Regions from separate parts of the Mus musculus genome. Here all the other regions are linked to region 1. A link is a loop called in an ENCODE intact Hi-C map of the cell type or tissue named here. Cell type or tissue: left cerebral cortex. All regions are shown on one strand. Region 1 has its middle 93 kb from the start of Gm39035. Region 2 overlaps Chd2 (chromodomain helicase DNA binding protein 2). Region 3 overlaps Rgma (repulsive guidance molecule family member A). Region 4 overlaps Rgma (repulsive guidance molecule family member A).

Region 1 (5,000 bases):
AAACCGCAGGAGGTCAAATATAATGATAAAGTCCAGGTAAGGTGATGTCTACTTACAGAAAGGCCCAATCTATTCTGCCAAAGCCTCTGAGTCATAAATTAGAGTGGTGGGTGGGGGGAGCACCCTCACAGGGGCAAAAGGGAGGGGGATGGGGGGGTTGTGGAGGGAAACTGGGAAAGGATACATTTGAACTGTAAATAAATATAATAACCAATAAAAAATTTTTAAAAGGAGAGATTTGGGAACTTTGATTTGAAACAACTTTAAAGACAAACTTGAAGTCTAGAATTTGGGGGACCCAAACACTCCAAGTGGCAGAACTGTTAAAGAATCTTCTGAATATTTTCACTGATGACTTCGGTCATCTGAGGAGGGAAATAATGTGGGCCATCCTCGATTCATGATCAGCTTTCACCTGACATGTTTGTACATGACACCGGTATATAGGTATATAAAATTGCCCATGAGTCACACGTTTTCTGATAGTAAGTAGTAAGGAAATTTAAAACAATTCTCCAATATACATATAATTTTATACTGCATTAAAGATAAAAGGGAATTTTATCCTAATGATGTAGATGTGCTCTTTTTTATATGAACTAAGTCTTGGCTGCATATTCAATGCAGCCGGACTAAGCGCATCTTCACCATCCTTTAAAGCTCACTGATATTTTGGTTTTATAATCACCAACGCTGAGAGCACCACGTTGTACAACTTTGCAGAAGTATGTTTAGAGCAATTTCAGAAATTGTTAGAAATTATGTCTTAATCCCAAGACAGAATTCCTGGAATGAAGTCTTTGCGCAACTCAAGTCAGTAACCTAAATTGTGATTTTTAAAATCAACCATCCTAACACAGTCAAACCCAAAAGATAGTAATCTAATATATGCTGAGTAATGACACTAGAGACGAACTACCATCTTTGTTTTCTCTGGGTAAACCATTGTTACTGTATGAGCACCAAACCTTGAAAATCCAAGGAAACTATTCAAATCCATCCCTTATACAAGTCTGGGATGCATAGGGTGTTTGAGGCTGAGGAGTTTGTTAGCATTACAAGGCAGGACAGCATGTGCAGGACAAAGTATGCATGTATGTGCAGAAGCAAAGCTACTAAGAAGTCCTGATAAAACAGGCTAATACTGCCCAAAACTCCTGTGTGAGCTCAAATTCATTTTCCTTGCTCCACCATCAGAAAACTTTTATTGAAGAAATACGGCCAAGGAGGAAGAGATAAAGACAGCAGGCAACAATATATGTATATGTACATGTATGTATACATGCACACACACACACACACACACACACACACACACACACACACACGAAGAGGCAGAAAAATCAAAAGGCACTTTATTGTTTCCTGACTCCATCCTGATGTACGTTTGTCACAACCCACACTCTAAGAAGCTGTGGTATAGAGTAATGGTTGAGCTGAGTGAATCCGGCCTTGAAGCCTTGCTCTGCTGCTTACAAGCTGTGAATACTTAAACGAGTTTCCTAACCTTTGTAAACCCTACTTCTTCACCCATGAACTATGACCCCAACAGGCGCTACCACAAAGAATAGTCAAGTTCCTTAGGGTCATCTATATCTGGCATAGGCTCATTCTCAAGTAGTAAAGGAAGTTGGGTGGTGGTTCTGACTACTGTGTGATATTTGAGCAGTTGATGTGGAGTCTGCTAGTGCCAACAGGGCGCCAAGATCACATTGGTTTCAGACCTTCATTTTAAACAAGATAAAATGAGGCTTAAGGAAGCACACTCTCAACATCCGAATGCTGTCCTTTCAATGGAGAATTCATTCCGTTAACAGTCCAGCCCATCTAGAAAAATAAAATACTTTCTGAGCATTGCTTTGAAAATCGTTATTGCTGGTGCTTAGACATCTGTGTTCTTGATATATTTCCTTCAGTGGCTACTGCAGACTTTCTCTTCTCATTGCGCCCCCCCCCGCCCCCTACAGCTAGCATGCAGTTGGGGTTCATGCCAGAGACTACTTACCATTATACCCTTCTCATAAACCATGTTGTGCTGGCTGTAGTCTTTATATTTTCTCCCTTTGTCTCTCCAGTTTTTCCATATTTCCCATTTCTTCTGGAGACAATGGAATCAAAAGCAGGGGCAAGGAATGAAAGCCTGGGTAGTGGCTGTGTGGTGTAGTAAAGCAGAGACACAAGCACACTCTGCAGTTTTCTCTCCCTTATACTTCCCAGCACTAATACCAACTCTTGCTAACCTGGAATCCCCTTTGTGTTCTGACAAACCTTCCTCCTCTTCGTTGATGTGATTGTTACTATTAATTGTCTACTTGATATATTCTAGGATCACCTGGGAAGAGTCTCAATGAGAGATTGGCTACATTGGACTTGTCTGTGGGGATTGTTTTAATTCATGTGGGAAGTCCCAGTCCATTGTGGGTAACACCATTCCCTAGGCATGGTGCTCACTAAACCATCAGAAGAGATCTTTAGAATGCAGACTACAAGGATCCTAGAAAAGACACACTGAATTAAAATTTCTGAGATAGGAACCAAAACCCAAAACCAACCAAAACAACAACAAAACCCTCAGATCTCTATCAAGATATTATCTAGTTTTGTTTTTGTTTTTGTTTTGTTTTGTTTTTGTGTGTGTGTGGGGGGGGGGGGAGGACAGGGTTTGTCTGTATAGGCCTGGCTGTCCTGGAACTCCTTCTGTAAGCCAGGTTGCCCTCAAACTCAGAAATCCACACGCCTCTGCCTCCCAGATGCTGGGATTAAAGGCATGTGCCACCACTGTCCAGAATTATCTAGTTTTGATGGGACCAACAGGAAACATTTGGGAATCGCCAACCCAAACCATCTGAATTGGGGACTTTCTCAGTCTCTTCTCCCCCAACATAATTGTTCCTCAACTTCCTGGTGTAAACATCTGCATTATCTCCTAGAACCAAGATTCTAGGCATTAGCCAGGTGATTCCACAGCTATCCACAATTAGTAAGCCACAGTTTACAGTCATGCACACAATTTGGTGTGAATATTTATAAGTATTTAGATTTGGGGCTTTTGAATGTTTCCATAGCATGTCATGCAGTCCCAGAATTTCCCAGAAGATGGCATGATGACTTCATGTAATGATAAAGGAGCTGCTTCATGATTTGGCCACAGGGTGGGAGCATTGTACAGTGTTTAGCTGGCCACCATGATAATTTTTTTCTCTCTTATTTTTTTGGTAATAGATATTATTATAATTATTATTAGATGTTTTCTTCCTTTACATTTCAAATGCTACACCCTTTCCTAGTTTCCTCTCTGAAAATTCTCTATACCCTCACCCCTCCCCCTGCTTCCCAACCCACCCAATCCCACTTCCTGGCCCTCTCATTCCCCTATACTGGGGTATAAAAATCTTCGCAAGACCAAGGGCCTCTCCTCCCATTGATGGCCCACTAGGCCATCCTCTGCTACATATGAAACTAGAGACATGAACTCTGGGGGTACTGGTTAGTTCATATTGTTTTATAGGAGGAACACCATTGTATTTCTACAACAGGGGAGCCTTTAGACTTTGGTTAATTTTAACAGACTTTATTATCTCAGTTTTCTAATGGCGACTCCTGAAGAGACCCTATGAGGTCTTTGGTGTCTCAGAAAGATCTATACCTCCCGATTCATGGGTACATCAAGTGTGCTCAGACATGATTTAGACTTGCTTTCCCGCAAATGAAAATTGCTGATAGACAGGTAGAATGGCACAAAGCATTCTTCTCAATTTTTAGCGACTCAAAGTGACAACAATTGAAGGCATTGAAGGGATGTGTGTCTTTGGGGCTGTATTTGTGGGACACACCATCAAAGTGTGGCAAAACCCATTCCCTGGGACGTTGGCCAATAGGAGAGGGAGAGAAAAGACAGGGGTTGGTGTCAGTTTTGTAAAGCAAATGGGCCAAACTCCCCTTTGGAGAGCAGGGATTCAACCCTAACAAAGTCTGTGTTTTTAAGAAGACCCCCAATCTCTTGATGGAGGATCCCAATATTTCAATATTGGCAACTATCTCAAATAGTGCACAGCAAGACAAACAAAGCACAACTCTAAAAAACAATTTAATATTTGCCTGGCAATTAATATTTCCTGGGTTTCCAGGTCAGAAAGGCTGGAAGAAACCAGAAGAGGATGACTGGGGTCCAAACTGCAACACCATACCTTGAATTTTCTGTTGTGAAAATTATATTGGGATAATCTCCACAGGTTTGTATAGGAGTATTCTTTTATCACTGCAGTCCCCACAAGAAGCAGCGACGGTAGGAATTTTAAACTAACTTCAGAGCAACTCCTTAGATTATTTGTCTTGGCTTCAGTAGCAGAACAATCTTGCTTCTACTCCTGTCGCTGAAATATTTTCATGAATAATTGGCATAATATCTCCATGTGACTCATGCAATTTTGTCTATACTGGAAATGTATCATTTATTTTTTTCGTGATTTTGAAAATGACACATGTCACTTTGGGGCAGAAGGAGGGTAACCTCTAACACCATATAAACACTCCATAAACTTTAAAGTTATCTTCCTATAAAGCCACCCTGCCACCCACCATGGTCAGACTTTTGTGTATTTCTGCTGTACAACTTAAAACATAAGGACACGGGATAAATGTACAACATGAGCATCCACAGCCTCTTTTTAAAAGGTTAGTAACACTAACTTGCAATCTACTCTTTCAGCCCTAGACATCATTTGATAAATTCATTATGATCCTGATTGTATTCTTCTTGGAAGATCATCAATAGACCAAAGGTGTATTCAGAGGATATCCCCACCATTTACCAGTACTGTCACTTAGCATTCTAATCTTGTTCTTATCTTTAATGGAACCCCTTTTTTTCATAAATAAACTTAAGGGTGGGTTTGGTAATCCACACATTAATTGTTTTTTTTTTTTAAGATTTATTTTAGTTTTGTTCATCTGTGTTTGGGTATACTCATGTGAGTGAAGCTGACATTGCAGGTAGTTGT
Region 2 (5,000 bases), 1.1 Mb after region 1:
TACATTATCACCCTTCAGATGATAAGATTTAGGTGACAGAAGAAGTATTGAGAACAGTAGTTCACTAAGACTACCCACAAATTCAGAGACTGACTAAGCTCTAGAAAGTGGGCCACTCTCCACACCCTGCTTGGGTACTGCAGCTGGCGCCACTCAGATGAATGCTCTAGCTCTGTCATCTGACCAACTGATATGCAGATATAAATGTACTCAGGGTCTCTAACTTGGTTAAAGAAGCTTTAATATGGATGCGACCACAACAAAACACTTGGCAAAACCAAGTCCAGGCAGGACATCAAGTAATGTAAAGCTGTAGCAGAGAAAGAACATTAGGCTGCATCACACTGAGAGGTTGATGTCACTCAAACTCGGCAAACAGACTACTTAAGCATCAGGACCAGAGAAATACAGATACGAACCTTGGACAGCGTATGTATCAAAGTTCATTCTACTGAACTGGCCCATCATGCCCTTGCCTTCCTGTTCTTTCAACCCATAAATGTGGTAAGCCAGTAGGAAGCATCACTAGTTCAGCCTGAGGAGCTGACGGAAATCAGTGCATGCTTGCCCAGTGAGGAACAACAAAACCAGGCATCTTTTAGAATAGGAGAGTATCCTGGTCTCTTGTCAAGACAGGACAGGGCTGCTACAAAATTGTTTAACACAATTGGTTAAACTGGAAAGACACCCCCATATACAAAGTCCAAGTTATGCAAATATTAAAGCCATGCACAATGTACCTCAGACCCATCTGCATTGAAGTGATCCAGTGCCTGCTTTCGGATTTCCCCCTTGATAGAACCATCCAGGCGCTGTAAAAGGAAACCACAAGAAAAGTCTTGAGTGAGGAAGATCGGCCACACTCAGAATAGAACACCAAGCTTGCAACCTTCACCTCCCAGACTTCACTGAGTAAAAATAACTGGGAATGGCTGGCAAAGGGCTCTGAAGGTATGTGTAAACAGCATGGCTGCTGCGACCTCAGCTCTCCAGTTACAGACGCAAGGTCACAAGTTCCTAATTCAAAGGCTGACCCAAGGATCACAATGTCTACCAAAACCCACAAGGAAAGAGATGAAAACCCAGCCCGTGTGCTGAGGAGACAGTAACTCTAGTCACTTAGTAAGTGGCTCCTACTGAAAAACAATACATCTTAGGCATCATAGCTTTTTAACATTAAATGCTATAGAAACCAAACTACAGCACATTTGGAAACTACTGAAAACGTTCAAAATTAATTGACCATATATGGAGATTTTTCTAAAATTTACATCTAAAATCACTATAAACTATTCAAATAGTAAAACTGTATCATCAACTCAAGTCTCAGGCACTGACTCAAGCATATAATTTTTTATTAGTTATTTATTTTATTAGTTAGTTTATTACTTTGAGGTACAGGGCAATTACCAAATATATACACAAAGCAAATACTGAACTGTGTAATTAAAAGGCATGTCTCAGCATGTAGAACTACTTTCACATTTCATCCCTTAAAAATCATCCTTAAGATGAAACCTTGATTTTACAAAAGGTCAAGATGACTCAGGCAGAGTCTGCAAAGACCTATATCCCTGCAAGGCCATGAGAGGCACAGCCCCTTAAACCATAACAGGTACACACGTGGGAGCTATTGACCTTATAATAAATCTGCACAGAGACTGGAACCAAAGGCATTTGCAAAGGCAGGCTCACAACAGCATCTGAAGGAAGAAATCCCGCCTATAAAAGTCCACTGTACAGAAGCATCAAGTCACCTCTGCTGAGAAGTCACTACCACTTGTTTCAAGAACTCCTCCTGCTTGGCTCCCAGCCTCAAACCAAAGCCACACCCTACAGGGTTAAGATAAAACAACAAAGCTGCCTCTTTTCTTCTTAGAATCTGAGACTCTATTTCAGACTCACACTTCCTCCGACCTACTTTGACAATAGATAAAGACAGGTAGCACAGGTACTTTTCTCATGCCAAGTTTTCTTGTTGCTAATCTTTCCTTCTACATTGTCCTTAGTGCTACTGATCGTAGGGTTAGCAGGTAAAAAGCCTCTGGACCTGAGCTAAAGCTCAGATCTCACAGTGGAAAGAGAGAAATCAAGTCCTCATAGTTATCGTCTCATCTCCATTCGGGAACCATGGTACACACGCCTGTCCATGTGGCCTCATCCACTTATTCTCTCTAATAATAAAGTGTTGCCAGGCAGAGTGGCACATGCCTTTAATCCCAGAACTTGGAAGGCAAAGGCAAGTATGTGAGTTCAAGGCCACCTGGCCTACATAGTAAATTCCAGGACAGCCATGGCTGCACAGTGAAATCCTGTCTCAAAAAAACAAAACACAAACAACAACAACAAAGTGTTTTTTTAAAACGTATGACCTTCACATGGTCATTATCATCAGAGTAATCTAAAGGCAAGAAGAAAAGCAGGTCTGCCTGCAGCTTTAATGTTAGACTCTGGGGGGAAGAGAGTCACTGAGCCATCTTACCTGGAAAGGATAGTGTTTGATAGTCAGGTACTCGGCCAGGATATCCAACATCCTCACCATCTGAGAGAAGATAAGGACTCTGTTTCCCCTTTCTCGGAGTCTTGTCAACAGTTTGTCTAACAGGATCAGCTTCCCACTGCTCCTAATTAGAGACTGAAGATTCAGAAGACATCTCACTCGTTATGTTCAAACACAGTGCTCTTTAAACGCGGCACCCACGCTACTATGTACTTCCAGCATTGTTACTGAGTTTCCTCATCATGCTTGCTCCTTTGGAGACAAGGTCTCACTATGTAGCTCATGTGAGCCTTGAACAAGCTGTTCTCAAACTTAAGTCGCTTCTGCCTCCAGCACATATCCAAACACCCCTGTCATATCCAAGGGCTCTCTCAATTCCACGCCACTACTGACGTCTGGCTTTCCTTGTGTTTTTGAAAGCTTCCTTTGATACTCCTTGAAGGATAATCAAGGAAGAGAAGGAATACTTATACTTCAAATAAAACTCTAAAACAGCCCTGACTCACTCCAGAGGGCGAGTGCGAGCAAGAGGAGGTGCTCACCTGAAGGACCTCCTGGCCGCTCTCCCTCTCGCTGTCCTCGGGAGCTTTGATCAGATAACAGTGGTTGCAGCACTTTTTCAGCTCCATCACGATATTAAGGAAGCCAGATGTGCTGCCTCTGGTCCCTTTGGCAAGAGCCTTGTAATTCCTGGTCAGGATCCATCTGCAATGGGAAACATTCATTCAAGTAAGCAGGGCTTACGGCGCTGTAGGAAAGCAAAGTGAAAAGACAGATTTTTACTTTCTGTCTCCTGTAACCTAAACATGATCCTTCACATCTGCAGGCAGGCGTAAAAAGGTCAATGATTGAACCAAGTACGTCAACCTCACTGATCACAGGAAATCTAAAAGACAATTCTAGAAGGCTAAAGACACACTCGTGTGTGTGTGTGTGTGTGTGTGTGTGTGTGTGTTTAAAAAATCCTTTGAGAAAGCCCAAGTGAGCAGAGAACGGGCTAAATACACTACCTATCCACATTCAAATGGAATAGTCAGTATCCCAGGTAAGGGTGCCTGCATGGAGCACAACCATGATTCTGTCCTTTATCCCAGCACTCAGGAGGCTGAGTCTAGAGGAGTATTAAGGACAAGCCAAGGGAGAGACTATACAGTGAGATTCTGTCAAAGGGATGTGGAGAGAAGTGGAAGACAGACAGAAGGGTATCAACAACTAAGATGCTGAGGGAAGGAAGGAGATCTAAAACCTAGCCAAACCCACAAAGAGAAAGAAAATATGGTACTATTTAGTTGTAAAGAACTCGTTAAAGTGTTATCCACAAAGAGACCCTAGACCACGAATGTGCACTCTCCAAGTACCATCCTCCAGTAAACTAGTAGGTAAAACTCCTTAAGTGACTGGTTGGCTCTGGTTTGAGAGAGAAAAATGGTTAACATGAATATGGTGCACTCTATCATTTAGAGAATAAAGCAGCTATCAATTATAATAAGAATAGCATTCCTGAACCAGAACTCCGAATTCCAAACTCCAAAACGTTTGAAGGATGAACATGATGCCACAGATGGAAAATTCCACACCATACCTTAAACAGACCTAATCAAATGCAGGGGCACTGAGATAAGGATGAAGTGTGCGTGTGTATAAATGAACACATAGAAACATGAACACATGCACAATTTACAAAGTCAGAATGTACTGAAACACACAGCACTAAGGAGACTGAGGTATAAAGAAACATCAGTTTGAACCCAGCTTGTGCTATCCACAAGACTATCTTAAAAAGATAAAGTCGGTGTTTGTCTACAGAATATATGAAAGCCATACAACAAATTATACTAGATAAAGAGCTGCACAGATCCTGAAACAAACAAAATATCATGGGTGTTCCTGTGTATGACTGTGTATATATGTGCTCCAACTGAGGAATATAAATATTCTCTGCATACTATTAAACTGTTAAGAGATTATCAACTACTTTTAGGCATGATAACAAGGCAAACTTCTAAAGAATAAGCAATCAGTCTTTTTGGAGCTGAAGAAATAGCTCAGAGATTAAGAGCAGTGGCTGCTCTTCCAGAGGACCAAGGCTCAATTCCCAGTATCCACATGACAGCTCATAACCGCCTGTAACTGTAGTTTCAGGGGATCCAACAATTTCACACAGACATACAAGCAGGCAAAATATGAATGCACAAGAAATAAAAATAAAAAATAAATCATTTTAAGTAAAAGAAGTCTCTTTATTTCAGAAACATACACTAAAACAGGAAACATGGGTGAACTGGAAAGGCCTGAAGCTAGGTTATGGGCAGTGAGAAGTTACCATACTAATTTGTCTATGTGATATTTCTACAAGACACATGGGCTAAACATAGTAGGGCAGTCGGTGCTGCCCGCACGTGTGAGGCCCTGGGTTTGCTATCCAGACACATGCATACGCACACACACAAATGCATCCCAGTCATGAAACTAAATGCGAATGCCCATAACAAGCACATGT
Region 3 (5,000 bases), 1.0 Mb after region 1:
CTTCCTCTTCATATTCTACCCCCTTTCCCCATGGGATGCTCTATGCCTTGTCTTGTGCCACCCAGTTCTGGGTTGAACACTCACATCCCCTGTCCCTGCCTACTTGACCAAATTCTAAATTCAATGCATGCAGTCCATGTAGACTTTTGGTTCCCAAGGCTCATGGGTCTTGGGTTTCTGTCTTCTCAGCCTCTAATTCTATATGTTAAGGATGGGAGCCTATTTTCTGCCCTTTTCTTCCCTCCTCCCCCACACTCCCAAGCTTGTTCATCATAGTCCTGGAAGCTACAAAGCCATTAGGGTTTTTTTTTTGGGGGGGGGGTTAATTTCTTTTGATTCTGGCTTTTGTTTCCACAGGACTACCTCTGGCCTAAACACCCCATATCTCCCCCAAATACTGTTTCTGATTATAAAAGCAGTAGACATTTTAAAAAGCCAAAGACCAAAAAAGATTTTTTTAAAAGCACTCAAAAAGTTGTCCTCTCACCAACTCCTAGTTAGCATTTAACAGTGTCCTTCCAAACATAGTACCTTCACACTTTCCCAGATACGGCTGCGGGGAGGAGAATAATAATCTTAAGAGTTCTTCAGTGGATTGCATGGCCACAGAGAACCAAGAGCTTCCAGTCGCCCAGTTAATTTGACTGAGTGTCCTCAGGAACCATCATTCCTGATGAGGAGGCAGAGCTGGAGGAGGCGTTACACACAGCCAGTTACCCAGCAGTGCCCAGTGGCAGATGCCAGACTCCTGCCCTTTGCAGATTTTGGATAAACACGGTTGTTAAATTTGCTGTATAGCCTGTTGAAGCTCTGCTGTTGAGCTGGTGAGCCTTAAGATGTGGGTTGGGGGAAGGGAATGCTGGGGCAAGAAAGAACTGTGGGACTGTGATCCTGGGCAACCGTATGAAGAGTGGCCTCCCAGTTCCCACAGTGCATTGCAGTGCTTTCTCAGCCCCCAAAGGCCTTTCCTGTCCTTTCTGGTCCTCTAACTTTGGTTTCCAAGATGGAAACCTGGTCAGGGGGACAAGGCTGAGAGCAAAAGGGAGCTTTGGGGCACTGTCACGGGGCAGGGAGACATGCCAGCAGGGGTTCAGTGATGACTCCTGACCTGTTTCACTCATGCTAGGACACCTAGACACTTACTACAGGGCCATTCTACATAGAAAGGAGTTCAGCGTTGTGCCTCCCACCTGGATACCAGCCTGGCATGCGCTCTTCCAGTACCTGCAGACTGCAGGGAGGGAGACAGTGTGCCTCTGTGGTGGGTTTTTGTTTCTTTTTTTCTTTTCTTCTCCTCAGAGGTGTTTTGACCTGCCGCTGAGCACAAAAGCCTAGATGGCTGGAAGCAAAGTCCTGACTATAAAGCTGTCACCTCAGGTGTGAGCCTGGAGTTAGTAACAGGGGTCATGCTTCAACCAGAACCACCACAGCTCTCACCTGCAGCTTCATTGTCCTGGGAAAACCTTTCTTACCTCCCTTACCACTCGTGCCCAGGGCTGTTTTATTTCTCCCCCAAAGCAGGATGTTCCTGGGGTGAGGACCTTGTCCCTTTGCTTGACCCCCTATGGGCCCGTTACCCAGGCGTGCTCTCAGCCTTCGGTTGATAGGCAGCCTATGCCCTCCCACTATAGGGCGGAGTCAGGGCTTTCCACGCCCACCCTTCTTGCTCAAGCGCTGTTTCTCCACGGCTCCTGTGGGAGCTGGGGAGGGTGGCCTGTTTGGAAAGCTGAGGTGTGCCCTTCTCCTTGGCAGTCAGTCATCAAGGGTGCTTGCAACAACTTGGCATGTGTGGAGGCTGAGGCAGGGCAGCCTTGGCAGGGTGTGACGGAGGAGGCAGTACTGTCCTGCCCCCGGCTCTAGGAGTGGCACTTAGCCACTTCTGTCCACGCTGGGTAGGCAGTGAGTTCACCCTCCAGGGCCCGGCCCCCCAACAATTTTGCCTTCTCTTCCTGGGTCACCTGAGGTTTTCCCCAAAGCTCCCTTTTGCTCTCAGCCTTGTCCCCCTGACCAGACTCGGAAGGAAGCACGTACAATTCCCAGTAGAGCTAACGGGTGGGAAACACATTGCCATAAAGTGGCGGTTCTGGGGCCCTTAGGCTGCCTGGCCCTGGAATGTCACCCAGGAGCGGTGATCCCTTCTAGGATCTGCAGTGATAGATTAAGTGAGGCAGGCTACGCAGCACCTGGGAAAAAATCCAGTCTGCTGGGTGTGTCCCTCTCAGGATCTGGGGCCAAACACCTGGGTGTTTACGCCAGGATGATTGAGTGAAATTCTTGCAGGAGCGGCGCCAACAGGGAGCCTCGGGCATCTGTCCTTGTCCCGTAACACCCCCACTCCATCCCCACGCCCACCAAGATTCATTACTGTGGGACTAGAATAAGCAGGAGACCCCTACTTAGTGCCCTTCCCCTACCTCCTTCAGGATGCTGATGCGACCCGTTTCCAGAATCCTATCTAAGGTCTGCTTCCCGCACTAGGTGGACAGTGAGGAAAGGGACACGGAGACTTCAGACTTCAGGGTTGGCCCCTCCCCGAGGCAGGCAGACTTATAGAAGATTCCTTCCACCCGCCTGTGTCCTAACTGAAGCTATTGCCTCTTAAGTCCTACTGTTCACTAAGATAGAGCACCGGTGCTGGGGCTGCCTGCCGCTGGGGCTTTCTTTCGGAGCTCGTCACTGGCTGAGGTCATCTTGCAGGTGCTTCATTCCTAGGCTTGCCAGGAAGGTGAACTCCCCTCCCCCTCCCAAGGGCGGTTCCACCGAGGGAGCTAAGCTTGGGAACCGTAAGGTTCCAAAAGGCCGAGGCACACAGCAGGACACCGCTTACACTTCAGAGTGCCAAGTGACAAAGGGAACAGAAAGAGCTTGCTGAGCTTACAGTACCTCAGAGCCACTCACATGCAAAGAAGCTAGAGGCCGGAGGAGAGCAGAAGGGTGGTGGGAACGCCAGCAGTGGCGACTCCAGGGACACCTTTCCTTTTTCATCTAGTGCCCCCTGGTGGCAGAATCTATCAGGATGCCAGCCGATTAGCGGGCGTGGGGGCTGGGAGGGGGACGGGACGATTCCTGTTGCACCGGCAAAGGGCAGTGATTTGAAGTTGGGCAATAGCTGCCTCTTGAGAGTCTTCACTGATAAGGCCATGCCTCCATCCAGACTTAGATGAAACATTCCAGAATTCGTTAAGGCCAGCCCCACCTAAGCACAGAGTGTGTTCCGAGAACGGCGTCCATCACAGTTCCCAGCGCACATCAGGAGCCAGATCTCCGAGCAAGTAAATCAGTTCAGACAGTCGCTGTGCAGGCAGAGTTGGAAACGTCTTGACCCTGGAGCTTATGTTCCAAGGGATACTTACCTCTTTAAGAGAAGGCAAGGCTGTCTCCCTCCCGTAGTACCCTGCCCCTCCCCTAGGCCTCTGAAACCTGATCTAATCCCTTTGCACGCGGGTAATTTATTGGTCTATTGGGCTTTTCTTGGTGGCAAATTACATTGTCTTTATTCCTAGGCTCTGGCCCCGGAGTGCCTCGAGGAATTCCTAAGACTCCTTTCTCATGGTTGATCCTTCACACCCCCTCTGGGCCCCGGCAAAATAAGTTTTATTGGGATGCTTTGTCATGCAAACAGGGTGGTAATAAGCAGGCTATTATTCCGAAAGATTGGGCTTGATTAACAGCTCAAAGGAGGACTTGAGAACAAACGGATCTGTTGCTGTACTAGCAGAGCAGATTTTTTTTTCCTTATCATGCGGGTCCATTTAGTATTCTGAGATCCTGCTTTGACTTTCTGCCTCCCAGAGGGGTTGCCATCCACCGAAAAGTAATGACATCTGAGCCTGAGCCATGTGGCTCAATCCAATTGGGAGGCACTGTGGAGCTCTACCTTTAAAATGTGAGTGGCCAGCTATGAGCGCATACATGCTCCCTGAACCCTGGATACATGGGAGACCCAGGGTTCCACCAGACAGAGTTGGACACAGGTGGGGTTGGGCGGGGCGCGGTGTACGCATGACATCTGAAGTCTCAAAAGATGCTTTCAGTGTGAGTGCTGTTCTCGGAACACACTCTATGCTTAGGCGGGGCTAGCCTTACAAATTCTGGAATGTTGCATGATGGTATCAGCAAAGATTATCAAGAGGTGCAATTCACCGGGTAGTGTGAGAGTCAACAGGGACCCAAGAAGCTTCCTCAGCCCCACAGTGATTAGAAATAGAAGAACTGAGTGAGAGAAAGACAGAATCAAGATGAGGAGGGCCTGTTTATGGGAGATTGATGGACCGATGCGGGAAAGATGTGTCCTGTAGCCACCTTCCTGAGGCCCTGAATGAAGCTGGCCAGGTTACTCAAGGCTCCCAGAGGAGCAGCTGCCAGAGAAGGTAGCACGGAGAAGGAAGCCTGGGGCACCTCTGTGTATATCAGATACCGAAAGTGGGGTGGGGCCATTACATTTTAGCCTAGATCTGGGGGGTTCTACAGGAGGGCACGGAAAGAACTCCCCGAGAAGCAGCTGGAAGCATCCGGGACAGGAAGCACCCTTTCTGCCCTAGCGATTTTAGGACATGTTCAGGGGGTTCCTGTGGGTGAGTCCAGACAGGGCCACCGTTTCTGCAGGCCTATGGACTCTCTTGGTCCAGATATCATTCTCAAGATTATAGCTGAAGATTGGAGGGTTAATGATAGTTCAAGACAAACAGTGCCTTCGGCTGAGCTTGTGAAGGGGGCCAAGATCCGTGAGGCACCTTTGTACTTAGATGAGGTAATTCTCCAGGTCCCAGGTCGTGAGAGTCAAAGGGGACCCCAGGAGGTTCCTCAGCCCCAGAATGATTAGAAATAGAAAAACAGGGTTGCTGAATGGCTCAGAAGGGTGAAGGGGCTTGCCACCAATACTAACCACCTGAGTTAGTCCCACAACCCACGTGGTAGGAGACCGATTCCTACAGGCTGTTCTCAAACCTCCACATACGTGCTATGGGATATACACGTGCACACATCCATGCCTGCATAAT
Region 4 (5,000 bases), 1.0 Mb after region 1:
CCTGCCAAAACCACGTGGGTAGCTGGGAGGGGTCAGCTCCGCTGCCCCCTGCTGGTTTTTCAGCTATCCCTATGTTGGAAGTAAAAGAGTTGAAGCACTTTATTTTGGTTGTGTTTGATCACGTTCTGCTTGGAAGTGGGGACCCCTCACTGAGTCCACCTGTGTGCGACCTGTGTGGAGAGCCACTGCGTGTACATACTGTAAATTATTTATTAACGGCTAAATGCAAGTAAAGTTGGTTTTGTTTTGTTATTTTTCTTTTAGATGAGCTGTTGGAGTTTATTTTCGAAACAGACTTTGGTCCTTGCGGGGTGGAGAGGTGAGGTGGGTGGGTGGATGTGTCCCCACTACAAAGTGTGTCAAGACGGGGCTGTGTGGGCCCAAGTTGTGTGAGCTGTGAGATGCAGCTGTTTAACCACCATGGCCTTCGGGGACTGAGATTACCTCTCTTCCTTCCTATGCCTGAGCCGTTAGAAGGACTTGGTTGGTCCGTTTCCCCTTGCTCTGGGCACGTCAGGGCAGACCGATGTTATACGATGAAAGGCTGAGAGCTGTTGTCTAGAACAGAGTCTGGAATGGAGGAGGGTCTGCGGTCCATAATGGCTTCATCCAAGCCAGCATGACCGAGAAGCCCCAGCCACAACTCGACCCCTTCAACATCCCTTAGCACCCAGCCTAGGGGCCCAGTGATGTGCTCTGATAGCACCACTGTCCAGACGTGTGCAAAGCCAGGCTCCCTGCTGACTACGGGCACATGTTGTCGCCGTGATTCAGTGTCACGGGACCCAAACCATTTAACAGATTGAAGATCTGTGTGAGATGTGCCCCCCTGTACCATGCCCTCCCTGTCAAGGGCAGAGCCAAGGCATACACCTAGGTCAATTTTGCTTGTGATACTCTGTTCAAGTCAAGTTTAAGTCCCAGATAAGTAAGCTTGGTCAAGTCACTTAACCCTCTGAGGCTCCCAACAGCTCCCAGCAATGTCTTCATCTGCTCCCCAGAGGAGAGGAACCCGCAAGACTGGGGAGGAGACGAAAGGCCAGTAAGAGGAGAAATCCAGAGAGCATTTATGCCCACCGGACACACAACCTCAGCACCAGATGTGAGGAGAGAGAGAATGTTCAAGAGCCTTGCTTGAAACAAAGAAACAAGCAAAACCACAGGCTCTTAAACAAAGACCCTGAAGGGTTGATCTAGGAGGAAAGAGCTAAATGCACCCACTCTCCTGCATTGTCAGTCACCAAAGGCCTGGCCCCCCCAGTGGTCAGTGGGATTGTTAAAGAAAACAATCCCAGGGGAACAGCATAGCAATGGCGGGGCCATTGGCCCGAGCCACACGCTGGACAGACTGTGGAAAAGCCAGGCCCAGGCAAAAAGTCCTTCACTCTCCATCAGATGAAAGTGCCATGTGACACTTGCCAAAAAAATATGTGGGGCTTGGAATTTTTTTCAGGCTCCTAAATTTAACCCACAAGAATTCTTTCCTAAATACCACACCGCTCACTGCCCTCCAGAACAGGGGAATTTGCATCTCAAATGTCCGGGGCCAGCACCTTAAGTCTGAGTGCTCCAGTCTTCCTTGTGCATGACAGTTGCTCTGAGTTAAGTCTGAGTGCTCCCATCTTCCTTGTGCATGACAGTTGGTCTGAGTTAAGTCTGAGTGCTCCCATCTTCCTTGTGCATGACAGTTGGTCTGAGTTAAGTCTGAGTGCTCCCGTCTTCCTTGTGCATGACAGTTGCTCTGAGTTAAGTCTGAGTGCTCCCATCTTCCTTGTGCATGACAGTTGCTCTGGTGCAGACCTGGGCCGAGGCCAGTCAGCCTGGCAACCGAAGAGCTTTCGCATAGCCTGTGAGCTACTCTCTCTCTCCCACTCCATCCCCAACTGCCTATGAGTATGTAGCTCAATGTTAGGGCCCTTGCCTATGGTGTGAGAGACCTTAGGCTCCTGGGTTGTGCTCCCCCCACCCCCACCAGAGCAAAAACAAGGAAAAGAACTCTTAGGCTTCTCATATCACAAGCCAGAGTTTGTAAGGGTAAAAACCAGAAAGGACTGATCAGCGAAATCTGATAACTGCCCGGGTAAATTTGGAGGGAAAACTTATCTGAAGACTGGCAGAGGTCCAGGAGAGCCAGGCAGCACTGGAGCCTGTCTCTCAGGCCCAAGCATGGCTCAGAGCAGCGGCTGGGCATGTGAGCTTGGGCAGCAGGCTGACTTGGCATCGGAGCTGGGCTCTGCCTGTTGCTAGCTGTGTGGTCTCCCTTGGATTTTTTTTTTCTTGAGCCTTAGATTCCTGATCTGTAAAATGGAATTACACGTAGCCACCTCCCAGGGTCCTGTGGAAATCTAATGAGCTAATTCCTGGCACAGATGCCCAACATCAACAAGAGAACCCACCGAAAGAGGTCCCGGTGGCAGTGGTACCCAGGAACTTAGTCATTGATGAATCCATTTGTCTCGGGACAAATCCTGTATTCTTGCTGGGGAGATAAACCAATAGTTGATACTTACATAATCTAACGACCCACATGGCAGCAGACTCCAGGAAGAGAAGCAGGTACATTCTGAGTGGCCGCCTAAGGAAGGAAGAAAAGGGATGCTCCTCTTTGGAGGGGTAAAAGGCATGTGTGACTAACTCACCACACGAGTTTCTGGAGCAAGGCATGTCAGAAGGTGGAGAAAGCATTCTACAAAGAGCAGAGTATGCGGGGGTGTGTGTGTGTGTGTGTGTGACGACCTGGAGCAGCCCAGCCCAGAGCTCATAAGACCTTGATCCCTCTCGCTGCCATAGACCTGAGAACCCTGAGCAGTGGCTGAAGAAGGTAGGGAAGCATATAGCTGCTCTCAGTCCCCTCTCATTCCTCCTTCAGGAACAGGATGGCTCCAATCCTCTGGACTCTGGTGGCAAAAAAAAAAAAAAAAAAAAAAAAAAAAAAAAAAAAGAGAGAGATCTAAACATTGGAAGAACCGGGCAGCATGTGGGTTATCTGCGGTTAGGCTGGAGTCTGTGTGCGCCTGCTGCCCTCTGCAGGACAGTTCTAGAATTACACTTACTCTGGGATGCTATGTCAGATACAGAGATGGTCCCACCTAGGGAGGCATGCTAGTGAGTTTTCTGTCAGCCTGAGTCACCTGGGAAGAGGAAACCTTAATTAAGAAAACGCCTCCATCAGATTAGCTTATAGGCAAGTCTGTAGGGGCATTTTCTTGATTAATGATGATGTAGGAGGGCCAAGGCAACGGTGGGTGGAAGGGACCACCAGGGCTGAGTGTGCCACGGAGGGCAAGCCAGTAGGCACCATTCCTGTGGCTTCTGCTTCAGTTCCTGCCTCAAATTCCCGCCCTGACTTCTCTGCATGTTTGGAAGGGCTAAAATGAAACAAACCCTTTTATTCCCCAAGTTGCTTTTGGTCAATGAAGTGAAACATGAAGACTCTTTGGAAAGACAGTTGGAGGGTGTTTTGTTAGGACAAACACGTGAAGGAATGTTTCATTAAAGTGGACACAGGTGTAAAAAGCTAAGGCGGATTCGTGAAGGAATGCTTAGCTGAAGCAGACACAGGAGAAATGATGTTCTACTAAAGCAAGCACGTGAAAGGACGTGTGATGAAGGATTCTTGGCTAATGACAGGCATCGTCCACCTCACATTGCATTTGTCGGGAAACCATGGAGAGAAATGCACCAAAAACTTGTGGCGGTGTGCTGTAGTTTGTTGCCACTTTCAAGGACTCGGGCTGACTGGATGCATGTGCTGAGGCAGGACACGTGGAGGACACGTGATGCTTGGAGGGTAGAAATAGGACTCCACAGAATGACGAAGAGAGCTTGGCTTGCTGGTACAGCTGGCTGTGTAACGCTTGTGGGTCTCTCGTCTTCACTGATCTTCGCTTCCCTGAGAGATGCACAGCTGAGAACTTCTCCCGGGGCCCCTTCTGCTGTCTGGAGCTGAGGCTGAGGCCCGGCTGTCTCTGCTAGGTAGTGTCACTGCTGTTGCTAACCTGATTCTTCTGAACTGGGCTCCTGGTGCATCTGTGAGGTAGTTTATCTGTGAGGTGTTTGCGAGTGGATGGAGCTGCCACTGCCTGCTAACCTGTGAACTGAACTGCAGATTTCCAGACAACAGACAGGAGTTGCTCCAAATAACCTTTCTAAACAAGTCCACTTCCCTCTACCCCCACCCCCATATCCTTTTTACTAACTCTGAAGGGGGGGGGGGCTACAAGAAAGGTTAAAGCGTTTAAGAACCATCATTAAAAACAGGATTTGAAAAAATTAAAGTTACAAGTCATTGTGTTTATCTCTGAAATAGAAAGCAAACATGGACAGGTTGCAGGAGTGGTCTCCATCTTCAGTGCGTCTAGTGGCCCGACCATCCTCTCTAACAATGTGACCAGCCAAGCACATATTATGTATCCTGCAGGGCCTCCATCACGGCTACCTCTGTTGGCCCTTGGTGGGGCTAACAGAACACACATCTTGTAATCTTGCTTCTTTTCTCCCTTAGGTGGCATTTTGTCTGCTTGCAGTTTGCTTGTCTAGAGTACCCACCCCACTTAAAATAAATTCCAAGAAGGCAGGCCCCATGCTTCTGTTGAGAACTCCCTCCAATGAGCAGCCTGTCCCCAGGATCTAGTTGTAATTGTGTCCTTCTGACACTGAAGCTCTTCGATGGCTCTGTCCCTGCTGGGCTCCAGAGCAAGCGGTGGCTTTACAGAAGCCTCTTGCTCAAGCCACTGGAGCTTGGTGCTGGGAAAGGCCTGACCTCTGAGAAGGACAAGCTTTGTCCTGGTCACCCCGACCTCCCCAGCTGTCCTCTGGTTCCATCCCCAACTAAGAATGGGACATTGTCTCCTGCCTGGTGGCCTTCTCTCTGCCCTGTATGCACTCATACAACACACCAATTTGCAACTGAAGCTGCTTCACAGCAGAGATAAAATGGGGTGGGGGTGGGGAGGACACACTCTGACTCCCATGAATTCCTTTATGCCACCCAAACACCA

The links. Peaks named below come from ENCODE experiments on the same cell type or tissue, not always from the same donor. Only the 100,000 strongest peaks of a DNase experiment are listed, where the experiment ranks them.
Region 2: it touches region 1 in a loop (7-fold over the local background); 2 of 42 quality-filtered maps call a loop at or near these places.
Region 3: it touches region 1 in a loop (7-fold over the local background); 10 of 42 quality-filtered maps call a loop at or near these places.
Region 4: it touches region 1 in a loop (10-fold over the local background); 35 of 42 quality-filtered maps call a loop at or near these places.

Annotation. Positions count from the first base shown.
Region 1 is chr7:72,397,128-72,402,127 of GRCm38, forward strand. No RefSeq gene overlaps it. Among named protein-coding and RNA genes, the nearest start is that of Gm39035, 93 kb to the left of the region's middle. In left cerebral cortex, a CTCF peak has its summit at 3,113 (motif pointing right); a DNase peak (open chromatin) is centred at 3,111.
Region 2 is chr7:73,477,919-73,482,918 of GRCm38, forward strand. Chd2 (chromodomain helicase DNA binding protein 2) reads right to left here. Exons shown (of 39, transcript NM_001081345.2): 18 at 3,043-3,205; 19 at 2,483-2,635; 20 at 741-812. Among named protein-coding and RNA genes, the nearest start is that of Chd2, 61 kb to the right of the region's middle. In left cerebral cortex, no CTCF peak of the experiment used is centred here; DNase peaks (open chromatin) are centred at 124 and 2,649.
Region 3 is chr7:73,396,790-73,401,789 of GRCm38, forward strand. All of the region lies in intron 2 of Rgma (repulsive guidance molecule family member A), which reads left to right. It overlaps LOC115486533 (a long non-coding RNA gene), which reads left to right. Exons shown (of 2, transcript XR_003946803.1): 2 at 1-5,000. Among named protein-coding and RNA genes, the nearest start is that of A730056A06Rik, 24 kb to the left of the region's middle. In left cerebral cortex, CTCF peaks have their summits at 1,628, 2,993 (motif pointing left) and 3,194; DNase peaks (open chromatin) are centred at 671, 1,717, 2,247, 2,980 and 1 more place; H3K4me3 peaks cover 1,636 bases; H3K27ac peaks cover 1,369 bases.
Region 4 is chr7:73,419,637-73,424,636 of GRCm38, forward strand. Rgma (repulsive guidance molecule family member A) reads left to right here. Exons shown (of 4, transcript NM_177740.5): 4 at 1-263. Among named protein-coding and RNA genes, the nearest start is that of A730056A06Rik, 46 kb to the left of the region's middle. In left cerebral cortex, CTCF peaks have their summits at 76 (motif pointing left), 3,038 (motif pointing left) and 4,167; DNase peaks (open chromatin) are centred at 1,873, 2,157, 2,591, 3,032 and 2 more places; H3K27ac peaks cover 1,521 bases.